2 separate regions of the Homo sapiens genome follow, and region 1 is linked to region 2. A link is a loop called in an ENCODE intact Hi-C map of the cell type or tissue named here. Cell type or tissue: Calu3. All regions are shown on one strand. Links, peaks and the distances in the headings refer to the core of each region. The heading gives the core; the rest is flanking DNA.

Region 1 (10,146 bases), core at 3,925-7,924, 520 kb after region 2:
CTTCTATTAAAGAGTAGACCAATGCTTCAAGAAAATCCTGTTATTCCAACACAGAGGCCCAGACACTGGCCTCGTATCACTGTGCTTTTGATATTAATGTTTAATTTACAGAAAAACTCTGAACTAACTCTATCACTCAGAACCGGCCCTTATAATCTCACTTGCCCACCTCTTTTGTGATATTCCCTGGGCCTAGAGGGATTGAATAGTTTTAATTTCTGGCCTGTGTCTCATGAAAGCAGTTCATTTTGATTGTCGCCTTCTCCTAGGTCTGAAGACGAGGCTTTGACTGGTATCAATGCTCAAAATTTACAGGAGTCAGTACCTTTTCCAGACCCAGGAGTAAAAGCCCTGTCACTTAACAGCACAACAATTAGTTAATAGGAAATTTATACTTCAGAAAGTCCTATCATTTTCTCTAACATGTCACAAATTAAAACACTGATTTGCTGTCTAGTCAGCACTTCAAACCATTGTATTAAAGTCATCAGGTTACTCCTTTCACATGTCTAATTGCTAGCATTTAGTGACAGAACTGTGACCAAAAGCATAAAAAATGTGAGAGGTCCTATGCCAAACTGATCATAGTAAGACAATTACATTATTTAAAAAATGGTAAATACAAATATCAGTTCTGGAAATTCAGTATGAAGATAAATAGTCTCCTTTCATTTAAGTATTATACAACAAAACAGGGATAAAGTAAGAACAAGCACACAATAATTTCAGTGAATTACAAGTGCATCATCACAAATTTCCAACATGGATTTCTAGATACAGTACTGACAACTGATTAGGTAACTTTTATCACTAGAATCTTCAAACCAGTGCAACCTTGTACCTATTTTATTTTCAAGTACATACACGAAGGCCTAACAGTGATAAAAGGCTTAGGATCAAAAATCACTGGAAAGTCTTGCTTTCTAAAATTACTACTTAAATTTAGTGAATGTCACTTAATTTTAATAATGGTAAATAAAACTAATTTGAGAGAAATCCTGATTTCTCTAAGGATAAGGCCAGTCTTTTCTGACCATTAAAACTTTGTAACCATATCACAGTTTTTCTTCATTACCTAAAGAAAAAGATCTGAAACTAACTCAAATTATTGATTGACTTGAATTACCTTGGAAATAAACACTATATTTAAACATATATACTCTCACCTACTTTTCCAAATAACAAAATTAACAATGTACTATTTCTGTTCAGAACTTACAAAAATAAGTCTTTAATTTAATTTTGTGTTTTGCCAGTAACCTTAAAGCTCTTGTAGCTCTCAAGATCATCAGAGGTAAGCAAAACAAATCCAGTTTAAAATGGTTGATATGCTCTATTAATTTTTGGAGGCTTGACAAAGGTAGCTTAGAAACTTTAGACAAATAGAGCAAATGACAGACCGTTGTAAATGCATAGGAAACAAAATGACTTTTCACAGAACCAAATACAAGCTTTCCATTAGAAACTAGAAAAAAAAATCAATGTATACATACATATATATGTATAAATAAGTGAAACCTAAATAAGAACAAACAGTAAATAAATGAAAATTAAAAGCAAAAACAAACAGTAAAACAACATCAAATTCTTCTCCTATTCAGTTTACCTTGGAGGATACAGTGTTACCTAGAACCTAAAAGAAACATAATGGATATCTCACTCCTGGTATAAAAATTAATGTCCATGAATACCACTATACATTTTATGCCATTAAGAAACTCACTTTAGGCGCATGACTAGTAAGTGGTTTTGTGCTAATACTATCTATGCAGCACTATGCATATACTATCTATAGCAAAACTATCCTAATACTATCTGTATCATACTATGCAAATATGATATAAAATTTGGCTCCATGTTAAATCTGGCTTCATGCTTAACTATGTTAAAGAATTGCCAAACTGCCAGTGTATTTCTTTACAATATTTCTTAATTTACTTTCATTAAGAATAAGAACTTTATGAGCAGTGTTAATTAGCTAAACTTCTCTAATTGTTTTATTAGGTTTTAAAGAATATTTTACTATCTAAATTTTGTCAACTTTCTATTTTCTCTGTATATGTGTGAAGATAGACACACAGAGAAACGGGGAAAAACTACATATGACTTACACAGACCATATATGAACTACTTGGATTTATTTGTTTCATCCTAACTTTTCTAAAAAAAAAAACAAAAAAAAGTCATTTTACTTCAGGATAAAAATTTACCATACAAGATCCTTTCTCATACAAAATTATTCTCTTATTCTCTTTTATTTATAACTTTTTTTTTTTACCAAAAATACATGTACATACCTATAACTTTCTTCACATCTCTCTCCCCTATTTACTGTTCCTTTCTACCTTGTTGCATACATAACCTTTTCGAGTCTATAACTTGAATTAACCTTTAGATAACTTCTGAATTAGACAGAATTATTCTTTTTCTCAGGAAGGACACATCCTCTTTGGCACATTTTATGTACAGAATTGTACATTAACTACAATTCTTACTCTTAGTCACCTTAAATTTTAGTGAAAATGGAAACCAGAAATCCTGAACTGTCAAATATTAGCATTTTATAGATGAGACCATTCCACAATTTTTAGAAACATATTTCCCTATATCATAGCCCTTTCTTAATAGTAAATAACTCAGACATCCAATGAACATCAAAAACAATTTTAAGATTTTATGTTACACAAAAAGTTCACCTACAACATTTATCCCATTTGCATATACTCAATTCTTTCATTTTTAACAGTTTTATTACTTCTGAAAACTGAGATATTAAAGCTAGTCATTATTTCAAATTATTTCCTTGTCAACCATTTTTTACAGCCTGTCACTATAAGGTGCTCACCTAACTTAAGAAACTTACAGTTAAATACATAGGTATTTTTGTTAATAATTCAGAAGATTCAGCTGTTTTTATTAAACTAACAACATCAAATTAGTCTCATTTGTCAAGGCACACAACGATCATTTTGTTTTGGCTGAGTTTATAGTTTCATAACCTTCTGTGCCAAACCATGACACCTCAAAATATCCAGCACAGACAAATATAAAACACAGACAAAAGTGTATTCTAACATATCTGAAGACACTTCTATTTTTATCTTACCAATAATTTTAAAGATAGCTTGTTTGTTAAAAATTTGCTTAAGTCACATGAACTTGAAAACTTTTTTGAGCTTATTTACTTAATTTATGAGTGCTGTTTTATTTATAAGTCAATTTGGTAGATATGATATATAACATAATAAATATGCATATACATAAACATATCTAATGCATATACACACATAATAATCTAATAGCTTTTATTTCAGAACACTAGCCATGAGATAGCAATACAAACTCAACAGTTTACAAACATGTACACATGGCTAAACTTTGTTTACCCCAATAAGTAATCCAACAAATGCTGTAAACTAAAATTTTGGGTAAAGCAGTTTCCGTGGTAGTTTGATTTTTAAAGGGCAAACCTTCACAGACTCCAAAGAACACAGGGGTCAAACAGCAACACAGAACAACATCACATATTAACCAGCCTGATCCTACTTAGAACAGCAGCCTAAAAGCCTGGATAGACAGAACTCTATCCTGCTTTCTCATTCAACAGCATGACCCATGGAGAGGCCAAATTTCCCCAGATTCCAAGGAATATTGGGGCCAAACTGTATTACAAAAGATTATCAGTTTATCAAATTCTGATTTCCCATGGCTATATGGACTATCTAAAGAGGGCCAATCAAACATCACTGTGCAAAACATCATCAACAAAACTCTGTCAACCTTTGAATGGTGGCTTCCTTCACCAAAGTTCTAACTAAGTAAGGGTTGCCAGATAAAGTACAGAAGGCCCAGTTAAACTTGAAATGCATATGAACAAGAAATATATTTTAGTATGAATATGTCTCATGCAATATTTGGGACATAATTATGCTAAAGAAAGTATTCACAGTTTTTCCAACATTCAAATTGGAATGAGTGTCCTGTATTTTTATTTGCTAAAATGGGCAACCCTAAGCTGGTATCTCTACAGTTACATACACTTACCAACCCCACCCATTCATACTGGTCCAAGTTACACCCCAAAAGAGGGCAGAAACAGAATCTGAACAAGCTCAAGTTTGGAGGGCAAAAATGTTTCATTCTGCCTTCTGGATTGCTGTATGAAGACTTTTGTTGTGAAAGATATGAATAGAACCATGTGGAGGGGAAAAAGTGTGACGTTGAGAGTGTCCTATAAGCAAACCAGCACCCCCAAAATCCACGCTGCTTCCACTAACTTCTGTCACTGGCTTCCCACACCCAGTGAGTTCCTATTAAAATCCTTCCTTCTGTGGGATATCCTCCACTGAAGTAGTCACTTTTGTGCAATGCTTTACTACCAATATCTACCTAGAGAAATCAGGCTAAATGAATCTAGTCTCATACTTTGTAAAACTCAATTATAAATTGTTTCAAATGCTGTTTTGAAGGATGTGAACCCTCATGAAGTTACATCTGAGGTAAATATTTCATGGGTATGATAGTTAATTTTTTCATTTAAATGATGCAATGTTATGTTATTCCTTGTTTTGTATGCAGGCACACATGTGCACATAAATAAAAACTGTTACTGATCTGTACAGCCTTTTATAGCCCTATAACCATGACTTCAGGTCTCACTTAAATACTGAGTCTCACCCAGCTTTTGTTAGTGGGTATCTTTAAAAATGGCAAAATCAGGACTTGAATCCATTCAGAGCATGTACACATAGCATATGAAAAACATTGACTTGCTGCCTGCCATTGCCTAGGAATATCCTGGACCAAGTCCCAGACACTGGCCTATGTCCCAGACACTGGTTTTCACCTTGATAGATTATCTGGTTCTAACTGCACAACATAATGTAATGTCCAGTCAATTTCACAAGATCCTCACATTCATGTGTTCTGAGACATCTCTCAAATATTGGGTAATGTACTCGAGCTTGTATTCCCAGAGTTTGTTATAGCCCAAAGCCTTCTAATTAGATATATAGAACTTGCTAATAATCACTTCTGTATTCATCGTTATTAATATAGTATTCAACTGTGCTGTTGTCTTAATGAGTAGAAGTTCATACACTGAGCAGAAAATTGCTCACCTTTTATAAAGATACTGAGAGGTGACAGCGTGCAGGCAGTCCTCACAGCCCTCGCTCGCTCTGGGCGCCTCCTCTGTCTGGGCTCCCACTTTGGCGGCACTTGAGGAGCCCCCTTCAGCCCACCGCTGCACTGTGGGAGCCCCTTTCTGAGCTGGCCAAGGCCAGAGCCGGCTCCCTCAGCTTGCAGGGAGGTGTGGAGGGAGAGGCGCGAGCGGGAACCGGGGCTGCGCCCGGCGCTTGCGGGCCAGCTGGAGTTCCGGGTGGGCGTGGGCTTGGCGGGCCCTGCACTCGGAGCAGCCGGCCGGCCCTGCACTCGGAGCAGCCGGCCGGCCCTGCACTCGGAGCAGCCGGCCGGCCCTGCACTCGGAGCAGCCGGCCGGCCCTGCACTCGGAGCAGCCGGCCGGCCCTGCACTCGGAGCAGCCGGCCGGCCCTGCACTCGGAGCAGCCGGCCGGCCCTGCACTCGGAGCAGCCGGCCGGCCCTGCCGGACCCGGGCAATGAGGGGCTTAGCACCCGGGCCAGCGGCTGTGGAGGGTGTACTGGGTCCCCCAGCAGTGCCAGCCCACCGGCGCTGCGCTCGATTTCTCGCCGGGCCTCAGCTGCCTTCCCGTGGGGCAGGGCTCGGGACCTGCAGCCCGCCATGCCTGAGCCTCCCACTCCCTCAGTGGGCTCCTGTGCGGCCCGAGCCTCCTCGAGGAGCGCCATCCCCTGCTCCACGGCGCCCAGTCCCATCAACCACCCAAGGGCTGAGGAGTGCGGGCGCACGGCGCGGGACTGGCAGGCAGCTCCATCTGCAGCCCCGCTGCGGGATCCACTGGGTGAAGCCAACTGGGCTCCTGAGTCTGGTGGGGACGTGGAGAACCTTTATGTCTAGCCCGGGGATTGTAAATACACCAATCGGCACTCAGTATCTAGCTCAAGGTTTGTAAACACATCAATCAGCACCCTGTGTCTAGCTCAGGGTTTGTGAATGCACCAATGGACACTCTGTATCTAGCTACTCTGGTGGGGACGTGGAGAACCTTTGTGTCTAGCTCAGGGATTATAAACGCACCAATCAGCGCCCTGTCAAAACAGACCACTAGGCTCTACCAATCAGCAGGATGTGGGTGGGGGCCAGATAAGAAAATAAAAGCAGGCTGCCTGAGACAGCAGTGGCAACCCGCTCCGGTGTCCTTCCATGCTGTGGAGGCTCTGTTGTTTCGCTCTTTCTACTGCTTACTCTTCGGGTCCACACTGCTTTTATGAGCTGTAACACTCACCCTGAAGGTTTGCAACTTGACTCCTGAAGCCAGCAAGACCACGAGCCCCAGGGAGGAACGAACAACTCCAGACGCGCTGCCTTAAGAGCTGTAACACTCACCGAGAAGGTCTGCAGCTTCACTCCTGAGCCAGCGAGGCCACGAACCCACCAGAAGGAAGAAACTCTGAACACATCCGAACATCAGAAGGAACAAACTCCAGACGTGCCACCTTAAGAGCTGTTAACACTCACCGCGAGGGTCCGCGGCTTCATTTTTGAAGTCAGTGAGACCAAGAACCAACCAATTCGGGACACAATACCAACTCTTTCATGCCAGGAGAAGCCTCCTTAAAAAATTTCGGTGATTAACAGGTAAATATCACTTACCACCTGTGCTAAACTTACCAGTTATTACGTATACTACAGGATATTCTGCTGAAAATATGGGCAAATATAGGTGTGTAAAAAGTCCCAGTATTAGTGGGGTGGGGAACAGAGAATCTATGGCTGGTGATCACACCTGAAGCTACTATGTGCTTATTCCTGCTGGCTGACGTTTGCTGTGTGGCAAGTGCCTCTGTTCCTAAACACCATACTCTTCCTGAAATCTCTAACATGCTCACATCCGATTTCCAGGTAGAAGGAGTTAGGCATGCAAGCATCATGATTTTCTCAGCTAAGTGTTGACATGTCCCTAAAGTCTTCAGACAATTTTCTGTTCCTGTAAATGTTCCTCACCTATTACTCATGACAACTGTCCTCCTTTCATCCTCTTTAAGCTCTGCTCAAAGAAACCACTCAAAAGAAATTTTCATGAAATCAACTCACCAGGCAGAGAGTACCAGAGTACGCTGTGAGCTGGATCGGGGACAGCCTGTTTTGTCACCATTGTTTCATTAGCATCTAGTAGAGTTCTCGGTGCATATGTGCTCTAGGCACACTTAAGAGAGAAAAAAGAAATATATGCTCAGACCCTATTACACACACTCAAATAAAACAAATTTCTTTATTCATTTTAATAGTTTCTAAATATCATTATACTCTTCTATTAGTAGGATAATCTTCAGAAAATCAGAACTAAAAAGGCATTATTAGGATTTATTTTTAGAGTTTATAGTATGAGTGTTTTTTAAATTTCTCATTCTCGCTCCTTTGCTTTCTATTTACTATTTGTTGAGTATTTATTATATGTAAGAAAAACTATACTAAGTGTTGTGGATTTCATAAATTTAGTATTTAAATTTCCTGAAGATTCCAATAAAGGCTTTCTCTTTTCTTTGAACAAACACACTTAACCACCCCCTAAAAATCCACTGAGTAGTGTTTATACTGTCTTAATCTTTTCAGATGCTAAAAGCAACATATTCCTAAGCTGAGACATTCTCTACAGTAAAACATAATTTTTCCCAATTATAAGAAATTTAAGAGATGTTAGGGAAGAAACTATAAAGACGTATTTTATATCCAGAAAAGCTAGATGTTTTCCATTTTAGTTGATGTTATATATTCTGGGCACATTCCTGGACTGAAAAACAGAAGTATACTACATTTCTAAGACACATTCCCCAAAACAGCTTTACATAGAAGTTCCTGTGATCCTAATTACAACCCTATCAAGTAGGTGGGTGGGTATTAATAGATCACTTGGGGGTATGAAAATCATAGTGCAGACATACTGAATGACTTCTCCAGCATCAACAGGGAAGTAACAACAGCCTCTTTGGAAGGTAGCCCAGTACAAAGGATTTGAGAGTCATAAAACCTGGGTTTGAAACTGTGATTTGGTGAAATTACTTAATATATCTCTCTCTCTCTCTTTCCCCATAAAAAAGAAATTAGGTTGAACCATTTGAAATTTCCAATATGCAACATTTTCGACCTACAAAAATGGCAATTTCATGAGGTTCAACCTCATAATAATGTTAACACTTAAAAGAGTTGTTCTAAATGTAAAACCCAATACTATATTTAAAGCATCTAGCACGGAGCCTGGAATAGAGAAGTGCTAGACAAATGCTAGTTCTTTTTGTCCTTCCAGTGTCAGTCCTACAGCATCAGCACAATTCTGTCACTCATGTCTCAGCCATTCCTTGTAAGATTTTAGACAATGTAAAATACATTAAGTGTATTTTATTTTATAATATATTCACTAAAATATCAATACATTTTGAAATTTCAGGAGGTAAGAGAAAAACAAGCAGGTGTGTAATTACTGCTGATTTTGTAGCTTAATTCAGCAGTGCAAAGATTTTCCTGTCTACTTCCAAGCAGGGACATACCTGTCTTGAGCTTACACATTCACAGTAGTCTCAAAACCTAAACCAGGAGACTCTAGGCTTGCTTTTGGTTGCAGTTTAATAATACTGTGGATTAGTAGCCAAACATTTCTTTGAAACATTCAGTAAGAGCTAGGCAATACAGATCTGGTGTCTGGGTCTTCCAGGAAACTGACAATTTTAGGAAAGCCATGGAGGGGGGGAAAATGAAACAAGGTAAAGAGAAAGCTGTAAAATGAAGTTGATGCAGTACTGGACAAACCCAACACCCAAAATTTTCAGTTTCCATGTTCCTGCATTGTCCCTACCTTCATCCTTAAGAGTTTCAAGAGACCAAATGATCCAAAGAGCTAAGGACCCTGGATCCAAGAATACTGTTTTCCGTCTGGTAAGGACACATTTTTTTTTTTTTAATCTGTGAGCTCAACTTCCAAAGGGCATTTAAATCAATGAGAAAAGAAACAGACTATCCAGGGAAATCAATTCTAATAATCAATCGGGTAACAAAGGTCTAGCCATTTATATTCATAAAAGTAATTAGGAGTCTTGAGCGTTTAAGAACATGAATGTTTTTGTTAAAGGAAATGTACATTAATTTTCATATTAATTCATCTAAAACACAGATCTTGCTTTTGTTGAAATTATTTTCCCTCTTTCACTTTTTACCTCCTTTCTCCATGAGCATTCATTCCTATGGACTTGCTACAGTATACTAGTCACAGAGCCATCGGTCATTAAATAACTATTTACTGATTCTCCTACTTGTACTCACTATTTTACAGGCCAGATAAACATTAAAGAAAACTTTTGTAATGCTTCCTGATGTCTTTTTTATCCCCTTCCGTTAAACAAGAATCTCAGGGTTTTATAAGCTTGCAATATCCTCCAACAACGGTTGCCTAATCATCTGTTGCTAAATCAAAGCTTGATGAGATGAGCAGATAAAAATACAATCAGGGTGTGGTTATATTTCCCTCAGCAGAGGCCTCATATTGCACCACATTTGAAGAAGTAATAGACAGTGATTTTGTAGGCTGTCTCAGGCTCAGCTCATGTTCTGTTTGTGATAATTAGAACTTGTGAACCTCAAGAATGAGCAAGAGTTCTTTTTGCTTACTTCTGCTGTCCACACAACCAAAGGTCTATCTTCTTATATACGAATAGCAAGGAGAGCGGCCTTTGGAGACTGTGTGAAGCCAATCAAATAGGAAAGGCTCATTTATAGCATAGTTTTCAGCATGCTTCTAAACTAGTAGCTGTTCAGAACCTGGAAGAATATGAATCAAATTGCATATTTTGAATTGTACTAGTCTGAATCGACTCATTACTATGAATCTTGCAAATGTTCCCTTAAGCAATGAGGAAGGAGGAAATATAGAAAGTAAATCTACTTAGTAATATAAAAGGCAATACTAGCAAGGCCACACTCTCAAAGAAATTAATCGGTAAGTATTGATTTTTTACACTGTGTGAAGTTCCCATCCATGCAAACGACAACAAGGCCCT
Region 2 (10,146 bases), core at 2,857-6,856:
TTTATGAACTCAATGAAAGGGCGGTTGCCAGGGCCTGAGGGTAGAGAGAATGGGGTTGCTAATCAACAGGCATAAAGTTTAAGTCAGGCAAAATAATAAGCTCTAGAGATCTACTGTGCAACATTGTACCAACAATAATGTACTATACACTTAACAATTTCTTAAGAAGGGAGTAGATCTCATGTTGTGTTCTTAACACAATAAAATACAATGAAATGAAAATTAGCCTTGAGGAGGCCTCTTGTTTAAATTGGAAGGAACTGCACTGATAAGATGTTTTCTTGGGAAAACTCTTTACTAGAAAAGTAATGAAAAGACTGAGCTTTAGATCAAGATTTTTTAAGTCATGAGTCCAGCAAAACAACACGAATACCATGACAACAACTAAAACTGAGTTGTCTGAACAGATTATAATAAGGGTACTTTTAATATTTTGGCCTGGGTTCAGATAAAGGTATTTGGGGCTGTGGACTAAAAGCTGTTAAAAAAGAGGCCTGCCTGCCTGCATGCCTCCCTTCCCTTCCCTTCTCTTTCCTTCCCTTCCCTTCCCTTCCCTTCCTTCCTTTCTTCTTCTTTCTTTTTTCTGCTTTTTAGTAAGGATGAGTAGGACATAGACCACACCAGCAACTTCAGATTGAGAAAAGAGATCTACATAATATCACCCTCTAAGAACAGGTGTTGGGGTAAAATCAGGGAAATATCAGAGTTTATATCAAGTTTTAAGTTTCTCATGTAATGAGCTCTCCTGTTTTGTTGTTGTTGTTGTTTGGTTGTTACCATTGAGTCTTCAATGAGGTTTTCTTAAATACTTGAGCCGTGAGTGATGTTTGAGGAAATTAAAGGTCTGAGTTACTCCCCCGATGGGGTAAAGCTTTGCTGACAAAGGACAACTGCTAGAGTCGCAGCTCTGACATTCAGTGCTGATCACCAGGGAAGCCAGAAGAAGGACCCAGATGAAAAGGACTATGGGAAGAAGAAGTTGTGTTCTCTGCATTGCATTCTGTTATATGGGAAGGGTGAAAAGCAGCAGTCCCCTAAAGTCTAAAGAAAGTGACAGTTTTCAAGTTATATCTCCTTTTCTTTATAAAATATTTTAGCATCTTTGCAACTTGGACCGTATCTCATTTCTATTAACCAGCCATAGCAGCTTCCAGAAAACTACCAGCCCCTTTCAAAGGTCATGCCTGTCCTTTTCCCTATTGAATATTTAAGAGTGAAAAGAATTGTAATTGCAAATGGCCAACTATTTTTAAAGATTCAAGCTTTTCCTCTTCCTTCAACACCCCCACCAGCCCCAGCACAGAGTGAAGCTTATTCTCAATTAAGTTCTCCTGTGCCTTATCCAGCCTGGCACAGAGACAGGCAGGTTGGGGCAAAGATAGGGCTCCAGTGGCTGAGGGGCCTCTCAGGCCATGCTGTGTCTGACTCTCCCAGCCTAGCTGAGTCCACTGCACCTCTCTGCATTGCCCTGGGGAGAGAGAAGGGGGTGCAGGTTTCCAAATGGAGTGTGAAAATCAAGAGATACATGTATTTATATGCAGTGGCATCTTAAAAACAAACAATGACAGTATTTGTCTCAGTTTTAGTTTTCTACTATTCCCTTGATTTTTGAATTTCTGCTAAATATTTCTTACCTGTTAGCTTTCTATTAATCAGAACCTGGATTTGTGATTGCGCTTCTCTCTGAAATATGCTGGCCTGATTATACACTGGAATGATGAGAAAAGCAACTTCTAATCATTAGCAATGTAAGAAATTCCTGAAAAATATTCAGTGATCACCTGTGAAATGTGGATGGTGATACTAGTCCTTGAATACATGTAGAAAGTAACAAGCATAATATCAATTTCCTTGCAGGATGAAGCTATCTCACATATGATAAACCTTTCATTTCACAGGCATCATTCTCTGTTTTCTGGTGCAAGGAAAATCAAAGGTCCTCTCATTAGTTTATTAAACTTCAATTCAGTTCCTAGAGATTTAATGAAATAGCCAATGTCTAAATGCTAGATAAGCTACTCATTTTATAAAGTGTTTTCCTACAATATATTATTACATCCCTCCCCTGCTTTTTTTTGTTGTTGTTGTTCAAAACAAGGCAATAGATTAACCTCTCCTCCTTCCTTCTCTGACATCCAACTTGATCTTATTCTATATGCATTAACTGAAAGCTGTTTTTATTATTGAGAAATCCTATGGCAACGTGATATAGGTGTTGCAGATTACATGTCAATTGTGAATACTATGTAGTAACTGCCTCCATTTGTCTTGGTCAGTTTGGGCTGCTTTAACAAAGTACTATAGATTGGGTGGCTCATAAACAACAGAAATTTATTTTTCAGAGTTCAAGAGGCTAGAAGTAGGAGATCAGAGTGCCAGGTTAGGGCACTCTGATGGTAGGGCTTTGGTGAGGGCTTCTGGGTTGCAGACTGCTAACTTCTCATTGCATCCTCACATGATGGGAAGAGGACAAGCTAGCTCTCTGAGTTCTTTTTATAAGGGCTGTAATCCCTTCCATTCTTATAGCCTAATTACTTCCCAAAGGACCCACTATCGGGGGAACCAGCCCCCAATATTTCAGCATACGTTCTTTCTATTTTCCCTAAGTGTCGGTCAGTCTGAGAAATAAAGAGAAAGTGTACAAAGAGAGAAATTTTATAGCTGGGCCTCTGGGGATGCCATCACATATTGGTAGGACAATGATGGCGACCCTGAGCCACAAAACCAGTAAGTTTTTATTAGGGATTTTAGAAGGGGAAGGGATGTACGAACAGGGAGTATGTCACAAGGATCACATGCTTCAAAGGGCAATAAAAGATCACAAGGCAAGGGCAAAATTAGAATTACTGATGAGGGTCCATGTCCTGCTGTGCATGCATTGTCTTGATAAACATCTTAACAGGAAACAGGGTTCGAGAGCAGACAACCAGTCTGACTAGAATTCACCAGGTTGGAATTTCCCAATCCTAGCAAGCCTGAAGGCACTGCAGGAGACCAGGGTGTATTTCAGTCCTTATCTCAACCACATAAGACAGACACTCCCAGAGCAGCCATTCATAGACCTCCCCCCAGGAATGCATTCCTTCCCCAGGTCTATCAATTATTAATATTCCTTGCTAGGAAAAGAATTCAGCGATATTTCTCCTACTCGCACATCTGTCTATAGGTTTTCTACGAGAAGAAAAATATGGCTCTATTCTGCCCAATCCCACAGCAGTCAGACCTTATGGTTATCTCCTTTGTTTCCTGAAAATCGCATTATTCTGTTCTTTTTCAGAGTGCACTGATTTCATGTTGTTAAATACACATGTTTTACAAACGATTTGTACAGTTAATGCAATCATCACAGCGTCCTGAGGTGACATACATACTCAGCTTATGAAGATGATGGGATTAAGAGATTAAAGTAAAGACAGGCATAAGAAATTATAAGAGTATTGATTGGGGAAGTGATAAATGTCCATGAAATCTTCACAATTTATGTTCAGAGATTGCAGTAAAGAAAGGCATAAGAAATTATAAAAGTATTAATATTGGGAACTGATAAATGTCCATGAAATCTTCACAATTTATGTTCTTCTGTGGTGGCTTCAGCCAGTCTCTCCATTCAGGGTCCCTGACTTCCCGCAACAACCCACCATGAGAATTAGATTTCAGCATATAAATTTTGAGGACACACACACATTCAGTTCATTACAACATTATTTCACAGAAAGTTAGGTTTTATGCAATTATAATTCTTATCCTATGGAAGAATCCTTTTCCATTATACTTCATTACCTCAAAGTAGCACTTAAATCTTCCATTGACTTTGATAACAAAGAATACAGTGTGATATGTCCCCCTGAAAAATATATTACTCATTATTTTGTTCCAGTGTTAGTATAGTATGTTTTAATAATATGATTTATAGCACAATTTGGTAATATAATTTATTTATGACAATTAACCAAATGATCTTTTGTCATAAGTTATCAAGGTTAGAATTATGGTTGTATAAATAAACTTTCTGATACAAATTTCTTTTTTAATTATTTCCATATATACTGTTCAGTATACTATGAATATGAAATTGTTTATTATTGTATATTCGTTATCACATTGTTAAGAAAAATTATCCAAAACTTCAAAATAGAGCAAAAGGATGACTGTGTGTCTTCTTAATGTTATTCTGGGCCATTGCCTAACAGATCCACCTAAGAATTCTCTATGATATATCTTTGTTTGAGTTTCTAAGTAACACTGATTAAATCTCAGATTCTGTGAAGTTACATGTTAATTTTTTTCAGAAAGAGATACAAATGATTTCTGGCAGTTAAAAAGATAAGTCCGTAAGTTATGGTTTTATTGCCCTATAAGATATTAACCAGTTTTTTTCTCACCTAGAAAACTTATTTCACACTTTATTTCTCGATTGCTTATTCAAATCTCTGTTCTTCAAGTACTCCTTGCAGCAACTTCATCTGTATTTTGGTTTGCTCTTTTTGAATGAATCAAAAGTGGCAATAGAATTTACCTTTGCTAACTTATTTTTCCCCTTACTCTGATTTTTTGTTTTGTTTCTGGTTCATGTTCAACTTTGGTTCTGGTTTTGGTTTGCACAAAGCCAATACATAGTTATCTATTAGGGACATTGAGCATTTATTATCTAAGAATGTGAGACTATAGGAAATCTGGTTTGTAGTTATTTTGTTTGTACATGTTTCCAGTGTCCTCTGGTCATTCATATACATGTTCAGTGATTCATTAGAAGGTCTCACAGGACTCCAGGCACCTTAATTGTACTCATGGCTATAGTTTACTACAGCTAAGACATAAAGCAGAATTAGCAAGGACAAAAAGCCTCATCAGGAGGGATCTGGAGAGATCTAGGCACAACTTCCAAAGTTCTCCCTCAGGAGGGTGTGCAATACACGCCCCTTCCTCCAGCAATGAACTGTGGTAACATGCACAAAGTGTTTCTGTCTGGGAAAGCCTGCTTTAGACAGAGCGGAAAGTTTTTATTGGAGGTTGGTCATGCAGGTACTCTCTACCTGTGCTACCAGCCGCGATTACCAAAAGCCCAGACTCCCAGAAGGAAAGCAGGTGTTCATCATAAATCACATTGTTTGCACAAACACTGTAGACAGGCTGGTACATTAGAGTTCAGTGCCCCCAGGCATGCAAAACAGCTTTATAAATTAGTCATGTGGGAAACATTTCAAAAGCCAAATTTTTAGATGCCAGTCAAGGTCAGCCGCACAAGCAAGCCCTTCTACAGAAATGTGAGAATTAGGAAACATCAAGCTTGCTGCGTTAACATTTTCTCGCATAGCATGTTTACTATTATGTACATTTGGACTCACGCCATAATCCCAGCACTTTGGGAGGCTGAGGTGGGTGGATCACGAGGTCAGGAGTTTAAGACCAGCCTGACCAAGATGGTGAAACCCAGTCTCTACTAAAAATACAAAAATTAGCCGGGCACGGTGGCAGGTGCCTGTAATCCCAGCTATTCAGGAGGCTGAAGCAGAAGAATAGCTTGAACCCAGGGGGTGGAGGTTGCAGTGAGCTGAGATCGTGCCACTGCACTCCAGCCTGGGTGATAGAGTGAGTCTCTATCTCAAAAAAAAAAAAAAAGAAAAAGAAAGTATGTGATGGTTACCAGATATGTTTTTTGAGATCTGTACTTTGGGATCTTAACCAGTGAGATTGTTTGTCCTGCATTTACTTTATTATTATTATTATTATTGCTTTACAGATGTTTTCATCTGCACTTCGGACTTTCCTTCAGGTAAGCTGAGAGGAAAAATTCTGTCTCAGGTGAAGAAAAAAAAAGTATTAAAGTATGTTGAAAAAGACAAACCTGGGCCAAAGGCTCGTAGTAGATTGAGATGAGGATTAAGAATTGACTAGGCTGGGTGTGGTGGCTCACGCCTGTAATCCCAGCACTTTGGGAGACCGAGGCGGGCAGATCACGAGGTCAGGAGATCGAGACCATCCTGGAGAACACAGTGAAACCCCTTCTCTACTAAAAATACAAAAAAAAAAAAAAAAAAAAAAAAAAAAAAAAAATTAGCCGGGCGTGGTGGCAGGCGCCTATAGTCCCAGCTACTCAGGAAGCTGAGGCAGGAGAATGGCATGAACCTGGGAAGTGGAGCTTGCAGTGAGCCGAGACTGCGCCACTACACTCCAGCCTAGGAGACAGAGCAAGACTCCGTCTCAAAAAAAAAAAAAAAAAAAAAAAAAAAGAATTGACTATTGGATTTAGCAACAAAGCATTTGACTGCATTTACTTTTGGTCCATAGCTGAAGTTGCTTGTCTGAAGCTGCATGCTGTCTGCCATGGACTGAAGTTTGTCGCCCACCAAATTCATATGTTGAATTCCTATCCCTCAATGTAATGGTATTTGGAGATGGGGTCTTTGGGAGGTAATTAGGTTTAGATGAGGTCATGAGGGTAGGACCCTCTTGATGAGATCAGTGCCCTTATGAGAGGACACACCAGAGAGCTTACTTTCTCTCCACCATGTGAGAAAACAGTGAGGAGGTGGCTGGCCATCTGTAAGCCAGAAAGCAGGCCCTTAATAGAAGCCTACCATTCTGGCACCCTAATATCAGACTTCCAGCCTCCAGGATTGTGAGAAAATGAACTTTTATTGTTTACGTATGTAAGCCACCCCATCTAGAGTATTTTGTGATGGCAGTCCAAACTGACTAAACACAGTCTGTGTGTCTATGTGCCAATAATTAAGCAAAACTTTTGCTTCTTATTGTCTGAGCTTAAAATATTTTCCTATTTTCAAAGTATGTGAATAAGCAGAATTATAAATTCTATTAAATGAAAGATCTCTGTTTCTAAGTAGCTTATAGAGACTAATAAAAGTATAATATATATATTTTTAAATGCTGTCATGACTCAGTTTTAAGGCTCTGGCTAGAGGCCAGTCTGTTCTCCATCTTAAGCAGTTGAGTAAGTTGCTTAACCACTTTCCACATTAGGCCATCATACATCCTCCCTAATTTCCCTGAGGCCAGGTACCAGACAACTAGGGACACACCTTAAGCCCCAGAACCCACCAAAATCATTCAAATTATCCTATCCAGGGAGCCTGTGAAACCCAGCTAATCCCACCAGAACTGCAAGACCTGAGCTGCCCCTTACAGCCACAGCTTGTTGCCACCTGTCACAGGGCACCACCTCGTGTGGCCATGCCTGGCAGTGTTGCAGACCTTTCTCCTTAGTTCAGCTAAAACTGGGTTCTTGTCATGTGACCAGGAAATATTAGGCTTGCGGACACATAGAAGGGTGAGGAGCAGAATTTATTTGGAGAAAAGGAAAAAGGAAAAATAACTCTCAGCAAAGTGAGAGAGAATCCTGCTAGCAGGTTTCCCACCTCACTGATTGAATCCCAGGTTCCCACCCAGGAAATGAAAACACCAGTCTCCTCCCTGCTGCAAATGGCTTGAACTTCCCGAGGCTCCACTCCGTCCTCCCAGTGCACAGGTGGGCAATGTTCAGAGAGAATCAGTTGGGAAAGGGCAGGCTTCATCTGAGACCAGCAGTCTGGGTTTTCAGCCTTCAGGCTGTTTCAGGCTTGAAGGCGGGGTTTTGCTGGGTACCCTTGGCTGCCTCTTGTCTCTATCAGCAGGCTTCTCTTGTTGGGAAGTGTAAGTAACAAAGAGTCCTGCCTTTCATCTATCTGAGTGTCAGTGTGCTGGTTCCGGCCATGAAAAGGATATTACCAAACATACAGTGTACATAACACAAGAAAACAAAGAGTTCCCAGGAAAAAATTTCTATTGCTTGGTATATACTATTATTGGTTTCTCCCCCTCCACCAGAGAATAAAGCCCTAATTTCCTAAGGCATCCTTTGTATATAATTAACTTTTCTCTGATGCATCTACATTACTATTAGGTATGTACTATCCTTGGGAGAATTGAAAAAATAGTCACTCAAATTATTTTCTCTGTTCTGTGGTTCAGTGAGGAATTCCACTCTAGAGAAACTATCTAAGCTTTTAGGGTTAAGAAAGAAAAACTTCTCTCAGCAATAGCTCAGTAATTTATTTATGTAGCAATTCACATTCATATGTTCAAAATGCATCCACGGAAAAAATGAGATTGGCTCAATGAGTTTTAAAAACAGTTATATATCTTTTTCCTGACTTTTTTCAGTGTAAAGTATAGAATAAACCTTTTTTTATAAGATTTGGGTTTGTTTTCTCACAAAAAGACTGTTAATATGAATGTCCTAAAATTCTATATTGGTTTATTGTTCAGATTAATGAATACTCTTCCATATAAACATTAAGATTATAAAACACATCAAATTATGTATTCAGTTAACCAAATTATAATTCCAGCAAACTTTTAGATATCAATAGTGATTGTGTTATTTTTCCATTTGTCAATCTAAACCAACCAGGATTCTGAGTTAAATTTAAAATCTTGATTAATACCATAATTAATACATAATCTTTGGAGGCATGGATAATTTCTAAGCAACACAGAATACTGAAAATTTGGTTACCAAGCATAGTTTTTATTTAAAATGTTACAGAGTGACTATACCTTTGAGATATGTTCAAGAACATTTTTATTTTTGCCACTTTAAGAGTGTCAAAGGAACGTGTGATTTTAGAGGTTGTGTAATGTGTACTCATGAGTTTCTCTGGTCTGCCAAAATACTTGTGTAAGACAGAGAGTTCTCAATCCTGCCTCCCACTTTTTGTTGTGAAGTAGAACTTTGTACTTTGGTTGAAAGTTTTAATTGCCATAGATGAGCATGACTCTAAATGGAAAAATTATGGCAAATAAATATAACCATTGTATTCAAGGTAATGAAATGTGTTCTTGTTTTTTTAAAGGAAAAAGATAATAGTTTTATTCTAAAATAATGTGTCAAGATAAGTAGATATAGAACGTTGTGTAAGGTTTTAGGAAAATAAACTTTTTTTTGGTCTGGGGTTATATCCCCAAAAAGTATGAGTCTGAAAAGAAGCAATGGAATGTGTTGGTACACTTTTGATGAGTTTTCTTATCAAGGAAAAAAAAATTGTGAATTCTTTACTACCAAGGCCTTGTAGTACTCAGTTCCTCTGAACAAGAAATGATAAAAGGTTAATTTTTAACTTTTGTGTAATTTTCCATACAACAGAAATGTTGCACCTCATCAGAATAACTTTTTTTTGTGCATTTTCCTTGCTTTGATTATCTACCCTTCATCATTTTTTAAAAAGTTATTTCTGAAAGAGCTAAGGTCTCTTAGAATTAGGTTACCTTTTGCTATATCTATTTTAAAATATTCTTTTGACATTATGATTAATAGGTAGCCAGGCTACACCCATTTATTTTTCTTAGTCACCCATGTTTCTCTCTTAATCAAGTGTCTAATCTCCTCTGATAATTCTTTTGATTTAGTCCTCCTTAAAAAGAGATTGTACATTCAAAGAGATTAATATCAAGATATCTTTTATACATAAATAATGTTTGGGGTATTCCAAAAGTCTCTGGATAACTATAGAGGTCCTTCTTTCACCTTATTAAGGGAGAAATACTAGTAATAATTAGGTTGTTTGATATACTTGATATTTCTTAATTAGTTCTTATTGGATGTACTTGGTATTTCTTAATTAGTTCTACCCTATTGTAAGAGCTGCATAGGAAGAGCTGTGAAATCAAGAGACACGGAACTTTTTCTAAATTAGTTTTGTATGGGGAAATATACTAATACAAATACATTTCAGTGAGTATCCCAAACAATCAAAATGAGTGACTGAGGCATAAGTCTCAATTGAGGTTTATTAAGCCAGCTTTAGGGTGCATCTGGGAAAAACAGCCACAGACACATAAGTGGCTGATTTTCCAGAGAGGTTTTCAGGAGGTTTAGTATTTATACATTTCCTTAAAGGGCACAGGGAGAAGGCACCTAGGAAGAGGAGAAGGTAGGCTGTAAGGCAAATGGTTACAAGATTTACTTAATGCCTAGTAAACCTACATTTTACATAAAATAAGGTAAATATTTAAAGAGAAAAAGTGAATAAAAGAAGACTCAATTATGCAGTCTTTGTCTTCATTCTGCACCTGGGATGATAAGATTATAATAGATATTAACAGTGTGGAATTGAAGAGACTCTAGTTTTATAATAGGAGCTAGACTTA

Evidence for each region. A loop is a pair of places that touch in the nucleus more often than their neighbours do. Peaks named below come from ENCODE experiments on the same cell type or tissue, not always from the same donor. Only the 100,000 strongest peaks of a DNase experiment are listed, where the experiment ranks them.
Region 1: it touches region 2 in a loop (6-fold over the local background); 1 of 110 quality-filtered maps calls a loop at or near these places.

Annotation. Positions count from the first base shown.
Region 1 is chr4:141,328,749-141,338,894 of GRCh38, reverse strand. LINC02432 (long intergenic non-protein coding RNA 2432) reads left to right here and starts at 6,278. Exons shown (of 4, transcript NR_121625.1): 1 at 6,278-6,736. RefSeq lists an enhancer at 6,184-7,383. In Calu3, for the core only: no CTCF peak of the experiment used is centred there; DNase peaks (open chromatin) are centred at 5,994 and 6,274.
Region 2 is chr4:141,848,510-141,858,655 of GRCh38, reverse strand. No RefSeq gene overlaps it. Among named protein-coding and RNA genes, the nearest start is that of IL15, 220 kb to the right of the region's middle. In Calu3, for the core only: no CTCF peak of the experiment used is centred there; DNase peaks (open chromatin) are centred at 2,985 and 5,085.